Linked DNA regions of Homo sapiens: region 1 is linked to region 2. A link is a loop called in an ENCODE intact Hi-C map of the cell type or tissue named here. Cell type or tissue: A673. All regions are shown on one strand. Each heading gives the region's core, and the rest is flanking DNA. Links, peaks and the distances in the headings are about the cores only. Region 1 overlaps RASSF6 (Ras association domain family member 6). Region 2 holds the start of LOC105377277 (a long non-coding RNA gene).

Region 1 (8,576 bases), core at 348-8,347, 560 kb after region 2:
CCCAAGTCCTTCCAGATCAGGGGACAACTCTAGGAATATGCATTTTTAATAATCATCATCATAATTTTTTAATCATTATTTTTAATAATCATCCCATAAAGCAGAATCATGAAGCAAGAGGATGCTAAGCCAAGTTAACATTGGACCTGAAGGTCAAAAGAGGATTCTGGTGGGTGGATGAGAGGAGCTAAGTTGTCAAGGCTCCCAACTGCTTCAGAAATGGCAGAGGAATTAGAACAGTAAACACTGACACTATGTGAACAGGAATGGGTAATATCACTTTAATTGTGGGGAGGCTGGGCTTTTGAGTTCTAGACTCTCTCTTGACTCTTTTCCTGGGATAAGTCCAGCTCAGGGAATGAGAACAGTTCTCACTGTTCTGAAGAAAGTAAGCAAGGTGAAGGAGAGAATGAGGAAATAAGATGAATATAAGGACACTATGTTTTGTTCATGCTTTATTCTGATAAAAATGAAATCCCAGATGTGAAACTACTTTGACAGAAAGCTATAAGTACTTTTGTAGCAGGAGTATTTATATTATAACTTTTGGAAATTTGAAGTTCTGGAAACACACCAGATTGGAAGATATTTTCTTTCTCTATCTCATTTTCATGGCTGAATGGATTAAGCCCAGATGAATGAATAATAAGAATATTATTGATCTCAAAAACCTCATGAATATATTTTTAAAGATGAGCCAAGAATTGGGTGTGGAGCGAGACAAAGGAAGAATTGAAAATAATTACATGGTTTTGGACCTGAAGAACCAGAAAGATGGAATTACATCAACTCAACTTGGAAAGAACCAATAAATATTTGTTGTATGGATGAAGGAATGGTGGAATGAAACCTAAATAATTATTGAGGCATATTGCTTTATAAAAGGCCTATCAGACCGGAGATTTGTTTGAACACTCTAATCAAAGGAAGGCTGAGTTCTTTGAGACATTAATCAAAACTTGAGATACAGTAAGAGAAAGAAGTTCATTTAAGTTTTAATTTCAATTTGCTTTTTTGAGTAATTGCCTCCTGTTGCAGGTGTTATTTTTTTCAAAGTGAGTTAAATACGAAAAATAAATTGGAAAATTATCTTCCTTCTTTTCCTGCAGCATGAACTTCTGATTGTGGTTGATTCTTGTTTTCACTGCAGAACAAAGACGACTAAAGAAGACAGACATTCCGCTACTGCAGAGGCTCCTACAGGGACCTTCTGAAAAGAATGCTCGCATTTTCCTCATGGATAAAGATGCAGAAGAAATTAGCAGTGATGTATGAATACCATCACCCTGAATCTGTTTTTTGCTTCCCTCCTGACTCAGCACCTCTTGCATAATTGTTCTGCTTTCTTTTTTTTTTCTTCTTCTTCTTTCTTAGGTGGCTCAGTACATTAACTTTCACTTTTCTCTCTTGGAATCCATTCTTCAAAGATTAAATGAAGAAGAGAAAAGAGAGATTCAAAGAATAGTAACAAAGTAAGTCAAGAGCATGCACATTGGATACTCCGTTCTTTAATATGTCCAATGCACAAAATATGTCCAATTTTTAATAGTCTTTCTTCTTCTCATTTTCAGATTCAATAAAGAAAAGGCGATTATACTGAAATGTCTTCAAAATAAACTAGTAATAAAAACAGAGACAACAGTTTAGCAGTACAAGCTTCTATTGCTAAAACATTTCAAAAAACTCAGAGATATTACTCTTTGATGAATGCATAAGTTCTGTACTTGCATTTATACGAACATATATGAGACTTGAATCGTAGAAAATTGAATGTCAAAAAAAGCTCATTTCTTTTTGAAGTGATGAGGTTAATTAGGGTTCACAGTTGGACAAAATGAGTTTGAGTTTAGTTTCAGTAACTGAAATAAGCTTGAATACTGCATATGCCAAATAGCTTTTATAGTAAACCATGTAATGAACTCAAATTTAAATGGTGTCTTCAGATAAGCAGTTTAAACTTCATTTAGCTTGGACTCTCAAGAGAACTGAAACATAATCAATGGATTCAGAAATGACTCAGAAAAAAGAAGCTGCCAGTTCTTGGAATGAAAAAGAAATACAGTCTTACACCATCAAGGAATCTACCTGATAGTGACAGTAGCTTCTTGAAAACTCTGGCATTTTCATAAAATCTAGGACTATCTTAAATGGCCTGTTGACTTCTGACTATCTGTAACATCAGAGCTGTCTGGCCTTTGGAAAGGAAAAATTATGGACTCTGTTAAGAAATCCTAATTGAAATTTTCTGAACCTCCCCCCAGCCCTTTTATTCTCTCTCTTCTGCTGATGAAAGACCTTTCATCAGTTCAAAGCTTTTCTTAAGCTCTTTTTTAAGTTAATTGAACTTTTTCTTTATTTATTTTTCAAAAAAATGTTTATATCACATAGACATATTACATCGGCTAAAGTAAGACTTGGCCCACAAATACCTATTTGTTGCTGAATGAATACAATGGATAAAGCAAGGCTGTTGTAGCTGAAGTTACATAGGGAATCCCAAACTCTGCCCTCTTAGCATCTTATTCTACATGACAACTCTCAAGGTACTCACAGATCTGTTTAACCCACTTGAAAAAAAAACACTAAAAATGAAGAAATGCTATAAGTATAAACTATGATTTTATTTATAAATTCTGTATTAAAATGGAATTATATGCAACATTCTTTCATTCTGTAAACTAATTCCATTTGCATTCCTCATAAGCATTGTAGTAAATTGATCATATTACATGTACTAAGGAATGAGATTATATGCAGTAAACCCAACTGGAAGATTAACAATATTAAAATATGAAACATTTTTAAGACAAAGGCATTACTTCTCAGTATTACCAAACCTAAACTGGTTGAAGGTGAAAGTGTGCTATGGCCTTTTCAAGCCTAAGAAGTCTCTCTTACTGAGTAAACCAGAGGCTTGCATCGCTATTCTTTCACCTGTCAATATTAATAAGAAAATAGTCTCATCTCACTTAAATGAGGCAAATGTAATAGTTAAAATTCAACATACTTATAAAAAACTAGTGTCATGTACCTGCCATGAACATGACAAAAGGTTAGTCTTCAATAGACTGAAATGTATAAGAGAAGAACCAAGTCTTACATAGAAAAAAAAGGTAGATATGAAAAGAAAAATCACAGAAGAGAGAATGCAAATGGCCACTAAGTATATGAAAAAAGTCGTATCTTAACAGTGAACAACTGTGTTAGTCTGTATCAATCAGAAGACAGAAACAAGGTAGTAATTTAAACAGGGAAAGTTTAATATAAATAATAATTAAGCTATGATAGGAGAATAATAATAAAGATGAAAAGAGAAGGTACCCTAAGGCTGAGGGAAAGAATCCTAACAAGGAAAGGCAGGAATGAGGGTTTCAGAATTCACTGGAGAAGGTGTGGTTGCAGCCCACTGGAGAGAAGTTTGCTGGCTTGCCCAGGCCAGAGCAGGACCACAGATACTGGACAAGCTGGTACAGCCAACCCCCTAGGTGTGGACCAGCTGAGGCAGGTGGGCAGATATGCAGAGGGACTTGGGGCTTTGCCAAAGGGTAAGCACAAAGAAGGAGTCACGGGTTCTGTTCGAGGCACTGTTGGGATTAGGAGCCGGAGGGACCTACTTTGCAGGAACCTAGCATAACTTTGTGTGACGAGACTGCACAAGACAAAGCTCAGGCAAGTGGCTCAGTAGTTGGCCAGCCCAGCAGGGTCCTCTGTATGAGTGTGCACCCAGCTGAAGAGAAGAAATGGAGAGCAGCAATTGGAGCTTCAGGACCGGCTTGCACTGTGGCTCCAGGTTATACCACCACTGCCCAAAGCAAAAGCTAGAGAAGCAAGTGGAGAAATGCTGGAGAAAGCTGCACCCTACAGGCAACCAGCACTGCAGAAACCACTCCAGGCAAAGTAGTGAAGGAAAAAAGCCTGCTCTCCAGTAGCCTGGCCTGTCAGCCTGGAGGAATCAGGAAAGACCCCTTCCTCTTGCAGTGTGTCTCCAGCGCCCTCTACTGACAAAGTATGCCATCATGCAAGCTGCAAAGGAAACATTTCAAGAGTCTATATCTATTTTCACGGAGCGGGCAACCAACAGTGAATGTGGAGCTGAGAGACAGTAAAATAATAACTGACATGCCACCGAAGTACAAAGTAAAATAAATAAATAAATACACATTTTGGCCTATTAGCAAAGATTAAGAAATGATAACATTAAATACTCAATAAATCACCATGAGATGGGGACTCAAACTTCTGGTAAAAATACAAATAGATATAATTTTTCTTGAAGGCAATTTAGTAGTCTGTTTATCCTATAATTCTACTTGTAAGATCCTATCATATGAAAATAACCAGAGATACAAAGACATTCTGCAAAGATATGTTTTATATTGTTATTTATTGTGACAAAAGGAAATAAAAAGCCTAAATGTTCAGAAAATTATTTTAAAAGATGAAAGAGGGAAATAGGCCATGGACGGTGGCTCACGCCTGTAATCCCAGCACTTTAGGAGGCCAAGGTAGGTGGATCACTTGAGGTTGGGATTTCGAGACCAGCCTGGCCAACATGGTGAAACCCTGCCTCTACTAAAAATACAAAAAATGAGCCGGGTGCAATGGCAGGCACCTATAATGCCAGCTACTCGGGAGGCTGAGGCAGGAGAATCGCTTGAACCCGGGAGGCGGAGGTTGCATGAGCCGAGATGGCGCCACTGCTCTCCAGCCTGGACGACAGAGCAAGACTCCGTCTCTAAAAAAAAAAAAAGAGGGAAATAAACATTTATTTGTATATTGTTATGTAGCCATTAAAATTCTGTTTCCAAGTAATTTTAATTACAGGGGTAAATTCTTATATATCTAAATAAGAATATACACATACACATGTTCCAAAATATTTATTATGTACTTAAGGCATATATATTATATATGTATGTGTGTGTATATATATATGTATTTGTGTGTGTGAACACTAATATTTGCATATATATACACACAAGAAATAAAAACATGTTAAAAATGGCTATATCTGCATTGTAGAATTATGAGTGATTCATGTTTTTCTAACTTCCCTATCTGTATTAAGTGTTCTATAGTTTATATTTGTTACTTTTTACATCAGGAAATAGTAAAGTTATTATTTAAAACTTATGAACAAAAAAGTAACAAGCACATGCAAGCACAGAGTTCTACCAAATGCAAAAAATTTCAAATCAATTATTCAAATGAGACATTAACATCACTTCTGTGGTAGTTTTATATCCATAAAGTCTGATTCTTCTCCTTTGAAGAGATGAAGCTTAATCTTCCTCATCCTGAAAATGGGCTGGACTTAGTGACTTACGTCTTTTTATTTTATTTTTAATTGACAAATAATAATTGTATGTATTTATGGGGTACAATATTATATTATTATATATGTATACATTATGGAATTATTAAATCAAGCTAATTAACATATCCATAACCTCTTATAATTTCTTTGTGGTGAGAACATTTAAAAATGTACTCTTTTAGCAATTAGGGACTTACTTTTAATACAGGAAAATGGAAGAGACTGTGAGACTTTGAAGTAGGTCATAAAAGTCACTGTGGCTTCCTCCTTGCTCTCTCTTGGACCACTTGCTCTGGGGGAAGTCAACTGCCATGTCCTGAGCAGCCCTGGAAAGACCTACATGATGAAGAACTGAGACCTTCTATCAAATGCCAGCAGGGAATTGAGGCCTCCTGTCAACAGCCATTTTAGAAGTAGATCTTCCAGCCTCAGTCAAGCCTTCAGATGACTGCAGCCCTGTCTAATAGCTTGACCGTAATTTCATGAGAGACCTTCAGCCAGAAAACCCAAGGAAACCATTCTGGATTCCTCATCCTCAGAAACTGTATGAGATAAGAAGTGTTTGTTGTAGTACGCCGCTAAATTTGGGGCAATTTGTTACATAGCAATGTATAGCTCATACAATTTCTGGGAAAAAAATAGTTTATTTTCGAATCATTTTTGCATAATGCAAGAATATAAACTTGTCACAGAATAATTTATCCTTGTTTTAGGTGGTCCAAATATTTCATTGTCAGTTATATATTAGCTCAAATTAAATTTTAGATAATATATATTATTATTAATGGTAAAGAATGTGTCACATTTATCTTTATAGCTTTTCTGTACCTAATATTGTGTCTTGTGCGTAGGATGTGCTCAATAAAAATTGATTGAATAAATAAGTGAATGAAAGAATAAATGAATGAGTGAAGGAATTATCTGAAATATTTTTATAAAATTCCCCATATGTATGTATTACTTATTACAAGTCTGGTCCCATAGCTGAAAAAATATTAAACATTATATATATATATATGTTTTTCCCTGATATAGTGGTATATTTTATTATCTCTTGGCTCTACTATGAAATATTCAGTTAGGTGTCATTACTGTTTAATTTGGTTTAGGGCTATTTAGATTGGTTTTTGAAACTGAAGGGGAAAGAAGCCCCTTGCAATGCAATTGATGAAGTGATAAAGACAGCAGGTATAACTATTAGGTGGAGGCATATATATGGGAAAGAACAAGAAATAGGATGTAGTTACAGAGGGCAAAACCTTTCAATGACATTCATTTGTCTTCTAAATTAATAACATCTAATACCTATTAGATTGAGCCATTTGAAATTGCCAATATTTGACCTACAAAGGCAATGATTTCATATTGTTCAAACTAATAACAACTTATTTGCTGGGCACTACGTTTAATATTCATTACAATTCCATAAGGAAATTATTCTTTCAACCTCATGCTACAGATAAAGAAAGTAAGCCATGGAGCAGTTAGGAGATTTGCCAAGGTTTTTAGTAGAAGAAATAGGTAGGATTTAAACTTATGGCTCCAGAAGCCATACAGTTAACCACCATAATCTGTGGCTTCCCCCGAACTATGCTTCCCGAATCTGCCATTCTAAAATGTGTCCTCATTTTTAAGTGGAATAATAGTACCTACTTCATTGGACAGTTGGGGGAGTTACAAGAATAGCACATGTAAAGCCTGGCACTTTGCACATAAGAATGTGATAAATATTAGCTATGTTATAATTAAACTTCAGTATATTCCCCAACCACCATCGTAGCCTTATCTTCTACTAAGACTTACTGCCCACAGCTATGTCATTTTTGTCTTAAAACCAGCCAAACTAAATCACTCAGCCTTCCCTGAAACACTGCACACTTTAGCACATCTCTTTCTGTTGAAACATTCCCATTTTCTAGTCCCTGGTTAGGGTCCCTTCTTCCATTACCTTTCCTGGTCTCTGTAACAATGTGTGATCTCAAGCTCCTGTGTACCACAGTTTCAGTTAGCTCTGCTCTTGTGACACCAGAATTTTGAAATTTGCCTTTTATTATAATTCTTTATGTGCTTATATCTTGTATAAATGCATTAGTGATCTGGTGAAATCATATTCATATTTGTATTATTCCTTGTAGTATCTAGCACAGTGTATTGAATGCATTAGGTACTCAGCAAATGTTTATTGGATCTAATTCACTAATGCATATGAATGTGTTGAAGTCACTGAAGTGAGGAAAAATAATTAAACTCAAGGAAAGGGTATTAGAATGATAATTAATTTTTTTATAGTTCTCTAATCAAAATAATTCATTTATTTAAGCACTTAGTTTTACTTTATCTTTTATACAAAAATATCTGGAAAAATAAAAACAAGTCCAAATGATACCCATCAGTTCTTTATGTCTTTTGCAGAAAGATTTCCAAAGAAAAAAAGTACTATCACAAATAATCACTTCAAGCTCAAATTAATTTAAGTGCATTATATTGTATTGGTGCCAATACAGCATCACATATTTAGGGTAAAGATTAAAGGTGAAACCTTTAGGAAGGTAACTTTATTATGAAGCTTATGATTAGGAAGGTAACTTTATTATGAAGCTTATTTCATTCAGTTTGGCAATAAACATTTTCAGTATTGGCATAGACAAAAACTCCAAGTTGCTTTTAGGGTTTTGTTCACTGTGGAAACTTGGCAGACAATTCCCAGCTTGGTGTGAGAGCCCATCACATCTACCTGAGCCCTTTGAAAGCTGTTTGATTTCATGTTTCTGTTTCTGCTCTTGAGAAGAAGAAAGCTTGTTGTTGAGAGAGAGGGGTAATTACGGTGGGTTTTCTGAGGGTTACAATAATTAGATTTCTCTGCTGGGTAAGAAAGGACAATTTCAGTGTAGACTGGCCAGTGTTCTTGAGCAACTTTGTGAGCACCTGAAAATTTATTTTGTTGATTCTTATTTTGAATATTAGATATGTTTGATGATTTATAAGAATAAGTGTAGATCTCATCAAAGATCCTACATTGACATTTTCTGGGATCATTTAAGCTCCCCATAGACACTAGTACTTTTTGATCCATTTGGACCCTTAGGAAAAGCAAACAAACAAATAATTACATTTGTGAGGAAAAAAAAAAGACAAAAAAAAGTAAAAACCTAAATACATATGATCACAAAATAGAAAAATGTCTAAGACTTAGCTGGGAAGGGCAGAACAAATTGGCCAAATAGAAGCCTCCACCAATCATCATTCTTCTCCACCAAAC
Region 2 (8,576 bases), core at 111-8,110:
AATCTTGCTACTGAACACTCTTCTGGTCCATGTTTCTTACACTCGAGCTGAGCTTTTGCTCACCATCCACCACTGCTGTTTGCTGCCCTCCCAGACCCTCCATTGACTTCCACTCCTCCGGATCCAGCAGGGTGTCTGCTGCGCTCCTGATCCAGCGAGGTTCCCATTGCCGCTCTGGATCGGGCTAAAGGCTCGCCATTGTTCCTGCATGGTTAAGTGCCCAGGTTTGTCCTAATTGAGCTTAACACTAGTCGCTGGGTTCCACAGTTCTCTACCATGACCCATGACTTCTAATAGAGTTGTAACACTCACCGCATGGCCCAAGGTTCCATTCCTTGGAATCCGTGAGGCCAAGAACCCCAGGTCAGAGGACAAAAGGTTTGCTGCCGTATTGGGAGCAGCCCGCCCCCATCTTGGGAGCTGCCTGCCACATCTTGGGAGCTCTAACAACAAAGACCCGCCTGTAACAAAGCCAGACAGAGAAGACTGGAATATTTGATACTTCAATGCAAAGACATAGATGTACATCGAAAAGAAATAATAGCAAAGGAGGAGCCATGACCAACCCAAACAGACAAAGCAAGGAACCATTGTCTAACCCTAACAAGACAGAGATATGTCAACTTTTTTTTGAAAGGTAAGGCCGAATTTACTTATTTATTTATTTTTCTTAAAATAAAAAAGTGTATGTGTATATATATATATATAAAATTTATGTATAAAATTTACCATTGTTAAGTGTAAAGCTCATTGGTAATAAATATATTTATATTATTTTTCCCCCCTCTCTTATTTCCCTCATTCCCACTGCCATTCTTGGTCTCTGGTAACCATCAATCTGTATCTTCATGATATCCACTTTTTTTAGCTCCCACACAAGAGCAAGAACATGCCATATTTGTTTGTCTGTGCTTGGCTTATTTCTCTTAACATAGTGATCTCAAGTTCCATCCATGTTGCTGAACATGACAGGCTTTCATACGTCTTATGATTGAATAATATTCCATTGTGTATATGTACCACGTTTTCTTTATCCATTCCTCCATTTATGGGCACTTAAATTGATTCTATATTTTGCCTATTGTGAATAATGCAGCAGTAAACATGGGAATGCAGATATCTTCTTGATATATTGATTTTTTAAATGTATATACCCAGTAGTGAAATAGCTAGATCATATGGTAGTTCTATTTTCAGTTTTTTGAAGAACCTCTGTACAATCTTCTGTACTGGCTGTACTAATTCCCACCAACTGTGTATGAGAATTCCCCTTTCTCCACATCCTTGCCGGCATCTGTTATTATCTATCTTTTTGATACAAGCCATTTTAACTGGGATGGGATGATATCTCATTGTGGTTTTAATTTGCATTTCTCTGATATATAGTACTGTTGAGCATTACTTTAATATAGCTGTTAGTCATTTGTATATTTCCTTTTGAGAGGTGTCTATTCAGACATGTTGTCCATTTTTAAATTAAGGTTTACATTTTTTTCCTATTGAATTGTTTGAGATTTCTATATACTCTAGTTATTAATCCCTTGTCAGATAAATAGCTTGCAATTGTTTTTTCCCATTCTGGGTTGTTTCTTCACTCTGTTGATTGTTTCCTTTGCTATTCAAAAGTTTTATAGTTTGATGTAATCCCAATTGTCTATTTTTGCTTTGGTTGCCTGTGCTTTAGAGGTTACACAAGAAATCTTTGTCCAGATCATTGTCCTGAAGTATTTCCTCAGAGTTTTATTCTAGTAGTTCATGGTTTTAGGTCTTAGATTCAAGTCTTTAATTCATTTTGATTTAATTTTTGTGTATGGTGAGAGATAGGGGTCTAGTTTCTTTCTTCTGCATATAGTTATCCAATTTTCTCAGCACCACCTATTGAAAAGGCTGACCTTTCCCCATTTTAGGCTCTTAATGCCTTTGCTGAAGATGAATTGGCTGCAAATGCATGGATTTATTTCCAGATTATTATTCTGTTTTATTTATCTGTCTGTTTTTATGCCAGTACCATACTGTTTTGGTTACTATAGCTTTGTAATAGATTTGAAGTCAGGTAGTGTGATGTATACAGCTTTGTTCTTTTTGTTCAGGATTGCTTTGGCTATTTAGGATCTTTTGCAGTTCCATATGAATTTCAGATTTTTAAAACATTTCTGTGAAGAATGTCATTGGAATTTTGATGGGGATTGCAGTGAGTCTGGAAATTGTTTGGGGTAGTATTGTCATATTAACAATATTAAGTCTTCCAATCCATGAGCGGAGAATATTTTTCCAATTTTTTGGTGCTTTCTTCTATTTCTTTCACCAGAGTTTTATAGTTTTTCTTGTGTAGGTCTTTCACATCTTTGGTTTCAATTGATTCCCAGGTATTGCATATTCTTTGTAGTTTTAAATGAGATTGCCTTCTTGACTTCATTTTTGGCTAGATCAGTCTTGGTGTGTAGAAACACTACTAATTTTTGTACATTGATTTTGTATCCTACAACTTTACTAAATTCCTGTATGAGTTATAACAGTTTTTTTTGGTAGAGTCTTTAGGTTTTTCTGCATATAAGATGAACAAAGCTAATTTGACTTCTACCTTTCCAATTTGGTTTTCCTTCATTTCTTTTTCTTACCTAATTGCTCTGGCCAGGACTTCCAGTATTATATTGAATAACAGCAAAATAATAGTGAAAGTGGGCATTCTTATCTTGGTCTAGCCTTTAGAGGAAAGGCCTTCAATTTTTCCTTGTTAAGTGTGTTGTTAGCTATGGGTTTGTCATAGATGGCTTTTATTATTTTCAGGTATGTTTCTTCTATGCCCAGTTTGTTGAGGATTTTTATCATAAAGGAATGTTGAATTTTATCAAATGCCTTTACCTTTATGGCATCTATTGAAATAATTATATGATTCTCATTCTCGATTCTGTTAATGTCGTGTATAACATGTATTGATTTGCATATGTTGAACCATCCTGTATCTCTGGAATGAATTCTACTTGACAATGGTAAATGAGTATTTTGCTGAAGATTTTTACATCTGTGTTCACTGGTGATATTGGCCTCTAGCTTCTTTAAAAAAAAAATGTGTCCTTGTCTGGTTTTGGTATCACAGTAACACTGGCCTTGTAGAATGAGTTTGAAAGTATTCCCTCTCTCCTCTTTAATCGTTTTGAAGTATTTGAATAGAATTGGTATTAGTTCTTTAAATGTTTGGTAGAACTTAGCAGTGAAGTTATCAGGCCGTGAGCTTTTCTTTGATGGGAGACTTTTTATTATGGCTTTGATTTCATAACTCATTATTGGCTTATTGAGGTTTTCTATTTGTTGATGGTTCAATATTGGTAGGTTGCATGTGTCCAGGAATTTATCCATTTCTTCTATATTTTCCAATTTGTTGGCATGTAATGGTTCCTAATTGTTTCTAATGATTCTTAGTATTTCTGAGGTCTCAGTTGTCATGTGTCCATTTTTGTTCCTACTTTTATTTATTTGGGTCTTCTCTCTTTTTTTCTTATTCTGGCTAAAGATGATTTGGAGCTCCTTTATATGCTGCTTGCTTCTTTTCTCTTGCTGCCATTACAGTTTTATCTTTATGCTTGATCTTTGACAGTTTGATTAGTAAATACCTTCATTAGTCTTATTTGACTAATGTGATGCTCTAAGGCCTTCCTGTACCTGAATATTTATATCTTTCTCATGTTTTGGAAAGTATTCTCTTATTATTTCTTTGAATAAGCTTTCTACCCTTGCTCCTGCTCTGCTCTCTCTTGAACATCAATAATTTTTAGATTTTGTCTTTGAGGTAATTTTCTATATCTTGTAAGTGGCCTTCTCTCATTTTCATTCTTTTTTTCTTTTCTCTCCTCTGTTTATTTTTTAACAGCCAGTCTTTGAGCTCATTGATTCTCTTCTCTGCTTGACCTATTCTGTGGTTGAGATCCCCTGAAGAGTTTCTTAGTTCAGCAAATGTAGTTCTTAGTTACAAGATTTCTGCTTATCATTATTTCAATTTCCTTGTTAAATTTCTCTGATAAATATCTGAGTTGCTTTTCTGTGTTATCTTAGAGATAACAAAGTTTCCTTAAAACAGCTGTTTTGAATTCTTGGTCAGAGAGTTCACAAATCGCCATCTCAGGAGGGTCAGTCGCTGGAACTTTGCTTTGTCTAGAAGGTTATGGTTCCATGTTTGCTGTTGTTTCTTGTGGGTATACATCTATGTATTTGTATTAATAATTATTTAGTCCAGCTTTATCTGTCTAGTTTGGTTTGGTTTTTATTGAATACAGTTGCTTATGAATCTTAACTGCCAGCTTGCTGCCTTGTTTTCGGCTCTAGATGGCGCCATAAGCCTATGTTTACCTTGACTTTTGCAAATGGCCATGGCACTGCCTGTCCCATAAGGAGGAGGACCAAAGGGATTACCCTAGCACTGTGGGAAGGCCGGCCACGGGTGTGTTCCCAGGGGACTTGTGGAACATACTTGCTACATGATTTCTACTGATTTGGCATCTCCTTTGGTCAAGTTACAAGGAGTTTTTACGGCTGAGGATGGTAGTCCTGGCTTCCCTATTTGTCTTTGCCAGCCTTCACAGACATTTCTCCCTCCAGGCAGTCACAGTGCTACCTGTGGTTTAAGGCAAAGGCAGGTCTCCTGGCAGGAAACCGAAGAAGATGGGAAAGCTGGTTGACAATCTCAATTTCACGTTTTTCAGTGCAGAAACCATGAGTTGAGGGCAGATTTTTCATACTGCTGATGCCTGGTGTAATGCAGGGAAGAGGCCTCATGGATGTAGAATCTGGTTCTCCTACCATCTGCTCAGAATGTTTCCACTTCTCTGTACCTACAGGAACTGTCTCATCCTCATACAGGATCTCTGGGTTGCTGCTGGTGAAGATCTTGCTGCTGTGTATTTCTTTTTGGTTTCTGGTGGAGGGGAGAGAAGCAAGCTTGCTTCTATGCTGCCATTTTGGGATTAGAAAACCGATATGTGAACTTTATAACTAAGAATTCAAAATAGCAATTTTAAGGAAACTCAGTGACCTACAAGATAACATAGAAAAACAATTCAGATACTTATCAGAGAAATTTAACAAGAAAATTGAAATAATAATTTAAAAATGAAACAGAAATCTTGGAACGGAGAACCACATTTGCTGAATTGAAACACTCTTTAGAGGATCTCAATAACAGAATGGGTTAGAGAAAAGAATCAGTGAGCTCAAAGACTGGCTATTAAGAAAATACAGTCCAAAGAAAGAAAAGAAAAAAACAATAAAAAGAAATGAAGGCCACCTTTAAAATATAGAAAATTACCTCAAAAGACCAAATCTAAAAATTATTGGTGTTTAAGGGGGAGCTGAGCAAGAGCAAGGGGAGAAAAGCTTATCCTAAGAAATAATAACAGAGCACTTTCCAAAACTCATGAAAGACAGAAATATCTAGATATAGAAAGGTCAGGGAACACCAAACAGATTCAACCCAAGTAACACTAACCAAGGCATATAATAATTGAACTTTCAAATATCAAAGACAAAGAGAAGATCCAGAAAGCAGCAAAAGAGTAAAATAACAAAGCAACTCCAGTTCATCTGGCAACAGACTTCACAATGGAAACCATGTAGGCCAGAAGGAAATAGGGCAGCATTAACAAAGAGAAATTGTCTTTCACAGACAAAAGCTAAGAGAATTCACCACTACTAGACCCGTCTTGCAAGAAATGCTAAAGGGAATTCTTCAACCTGAAATTAAAAAATGCTAACATATTAGTGTACTAACTAAAAGAAAATATTTCAAGGTATAAAACCCACTGGTAAAATTAAGTATGAACACAACCCCAGAATATGCTAATAATTTAATTGTGGTGTGCAATCCAATCATAACTCTAGTAAGAAGCTTATAAAGACAAATCTATCAAAAACAATAATAGCGACAACAACCTGTTCAAAATAGATATTTTTAAAATATGCGAACTGATATAATAAAAATTCAAAGTGTTTGTGGGAGGTGTGGAGTTAAAGTGTAGAGCATTTTTTTCATTATTATTATACTTTAAGTTCTGAGATACATGTGCAGAATGTGCAGGTTTGTTACATAGGTATACATGTGCTATGGTGGTTTGCTGCACCCATCAACCCGTCATCTACATTAGGTACTTCTCCTAATGGTGTCCCTCCCTTAGCGCCCCACCCTCTGACAGGCCCTGGTGTGTGATGTTCCCCTCCCTGTGTCCATGTGTTCTCATTGTTCAACTCCCACTTATGAGTGAGAACATGTGGTGTTTGGTTTTCTGTTCTTGTGTTAGTTTGCTGAGAATGATGGTTTCTAGCTTCACCCATGTCTCTGCAAAGGATGTGAACTCATCCTTTTTTATGGCTGCATAGTATTCCATGGTGTATATGTGCCACATTTTCTTTATCCAATCTATCATTGATGGGTATTTGGGTTGGTTTGACATCTTTGCTATTGCTATAGTGCTGCAAGAAACATACCTGTGCATGTGTGATTATAGTAGAATGATTTATAATCCTTTGGGTATATATCCAGTAATGAGATTGCTGGTCAAATGGTATTTCTGGTTCTAGATCCTTGAGGAATCGCTACATTGTCTTCCATAATGGCTGAACTAATTTATTCTCCCACCAACAATATAAAAGCATCCCTATTTCTCCACTTCCTCTTCAGTATCTGTTGTTTCCTGACTTTTTAATGATTGCCATTCTAACTAGTGTGAGATGGTATCTCATTGTGGTTTTGATTTGCATTTCTCTAATGACCAGTGATAATGAGCTTTCTTTTTATATATGTTTTTTTGGCCGCATAAATGTCTTCTTTTAAGAAGTGTCTGTTCACATCCTTCACCCACTTTTTGATGGGCATGTTTGTTTGTTTTTCTTGTAAATTTGTTTAAGTTCTTTGTAGATCCTGGATATTAGCCCTTTGTCAGATGGATAGATTGCAAAATTTTTCTCTCATTCTATAGGTTGCCTGTTCACTCTGATGATAGTTTCTTTTGCTGTGCAGAAGCTCCTTAGGTTAATTAGATCCCATTTGTCAATTTTGGCTTTTGCTGCCATTGCTTTTGGTGTTTTAGTCATGAAGACTTTGCCCATGCCTGTGTCCTGAATGGTACTGCCTAGGTTTTCTTCTTGGGCATTTATAGCTTTAGGCCTTATGTTTAAGTATTTAATCCATCTTGAGTTAATTTTTGTTTAAGGTGTGAGGAAGGGGTCCAGTTTCAGTTTTCTGCATATGGCTAGCCAGTTTTCCTAACACCACTTATTAAATAAGGAATCCTTTCCCTATTGCTTATTTTTATCGTTTGTCAAAGATCAGATGGTTGTAGATGAGTGGTGTTATTTCTGAGGCCTATGTTCTGTTCCATTGGTCTGTATATCTATTTTGTTACCAGTACCATGCTGTTTTGATTACTGTGGACTTGTAATATAGTTTGAAGTCAGGTAGCATGATGCTTGCAGCATTTTTCTGTTTGTTTAGGATTGTCTGGGCTATATGGGCTCTTTTTTGTTTCCACATGAAATTTAAAGTAGCTTTTTCTAATTCTGTGAAGAAAGTCAATGGTAGCTTGATGGGATAGCATTGAATCTATAAATTACTTTGGGCAGTATGGCCTTTTTCACAATATTGATTCTTCCTATCAATGAGCATAGAATGTTTTTCCATTTGTTTGTGTCCTCTCATTTCCTTGAGCAGCGGTTTGTAGTTCTTCTTGAAGGGTCCTTCACATCCCTTGTAAGTTGTATTCCTAGGTATTTTATTCTTTTTGTAGCAATTGTGAATGGGAGTTCACTCAGGATTTAGTTCTCTGTTTGTCTATTATTGGTGTATAGGAATGCTTGTGATTTTCGCACATTGATTTTGTATCCTGAGACTTTGCTGAAGTTGCTGATAAAGCTTAAGGAGATTTTGGGCTGATATGATGGGGTTTTCTGAATATATAATCATGTCATTTGCAAATAGAGACAATTTGACTCCCTCTATTCCTATTTGAATACCCTTTATTTCTTTCTCTTGCCTGATTGCCCTGGCCAGAACTTCCAATACTATGTTGAATAGGAGTGGTGAGAGAGGGCATCCTTGTCTTGTGCCGGTTTTCAAAGGGAATGCTTCCAGCTTTTGCCCAATCAGTATGATATTGGCTGTGGGTTTGTCATAAATAGCTCTTATTGTTTTTAAATTTGTTCCATCAAGACCTAGTGTATTGAGAGTTTTTAGCAGGAAGGGTGCAGAATTTTATTGAAGGCCTTTTCTGCATCTATTGAGATAATCGTGTGGTTTTTGTCATTGGTTCTGTTTATGTGATGAATTACATTTATTTTTTTGCATATCTTGAACCAGCCTTGCATCTCAGGAATGAAGCGGACATGATCATGGTGGATAAGCTTTTTCATGTGCTGCTGGATTAGGTTTGCCAGTATTTTATGGAGGATTTTCGCATCAATGTTCATCAGGGATATTGGCCTGAAGTTTTCTTTTTTTTGTTGTGTCTCTGCCAGGTTTTGGTATCAGGGTGATGATGACCTCATAAAATGAGTTAGGGAGGAGTCTCTCTTTTTCTATTGTTTGGAATAGT

The links. Hi-C counts contacts between places; a loop is a spot of excess contacts. Peaks named below come from ENCODE experiments on the same cell type or tissue, not always from the same donor. Only the 100,000 strongest peaks of a DNase experiment are listed, where the experiment ranks them.
Region 1: a loop joins it to region 2, with 7 times the contacts of the local background. A loop is called at or near these places in 12 of 110 quality-filtered maps.

What each region holds. Positions count from the first base shown.
Region 1 is chr4:73,569,306-73,577,881 of GRCh38, reverse strand. It overlaps RASSF6 (Ras association domain family member 6), which reads left to right. Exons shown (of 11, transcript NM_177532.5): 9 at 1,151-1,269; 10 at 1,375-1,472; 11 at 1,572-6,332. The coding sequence ends at 1,647. Among named protein-coding and RNA genes, the nearest start is that of RASSF6, 47 kb to the left of the region's middle. In A673, for the core only: a CTCF peak has its summit at 4,000 (motif pointing left); a DNase peak (open chromatin) is centred at 3,971.
Region 2 is chr4:74,130,188-74,138,763 of GRCh38, reverse strand. It overlaps LOC105377277 (a long non-coding RNA gene), which reads left to right and starts at 569. Exons shown (of 2, transcript XR_938878.2): 1 at 569-637. It also overlaps a transcript of MTHFD2L not described here. In A673, for the core only: a CTCF peak has its summit at 4,302 (motif pointing right); a DNase peak (open chromatin) is centred at 4,363.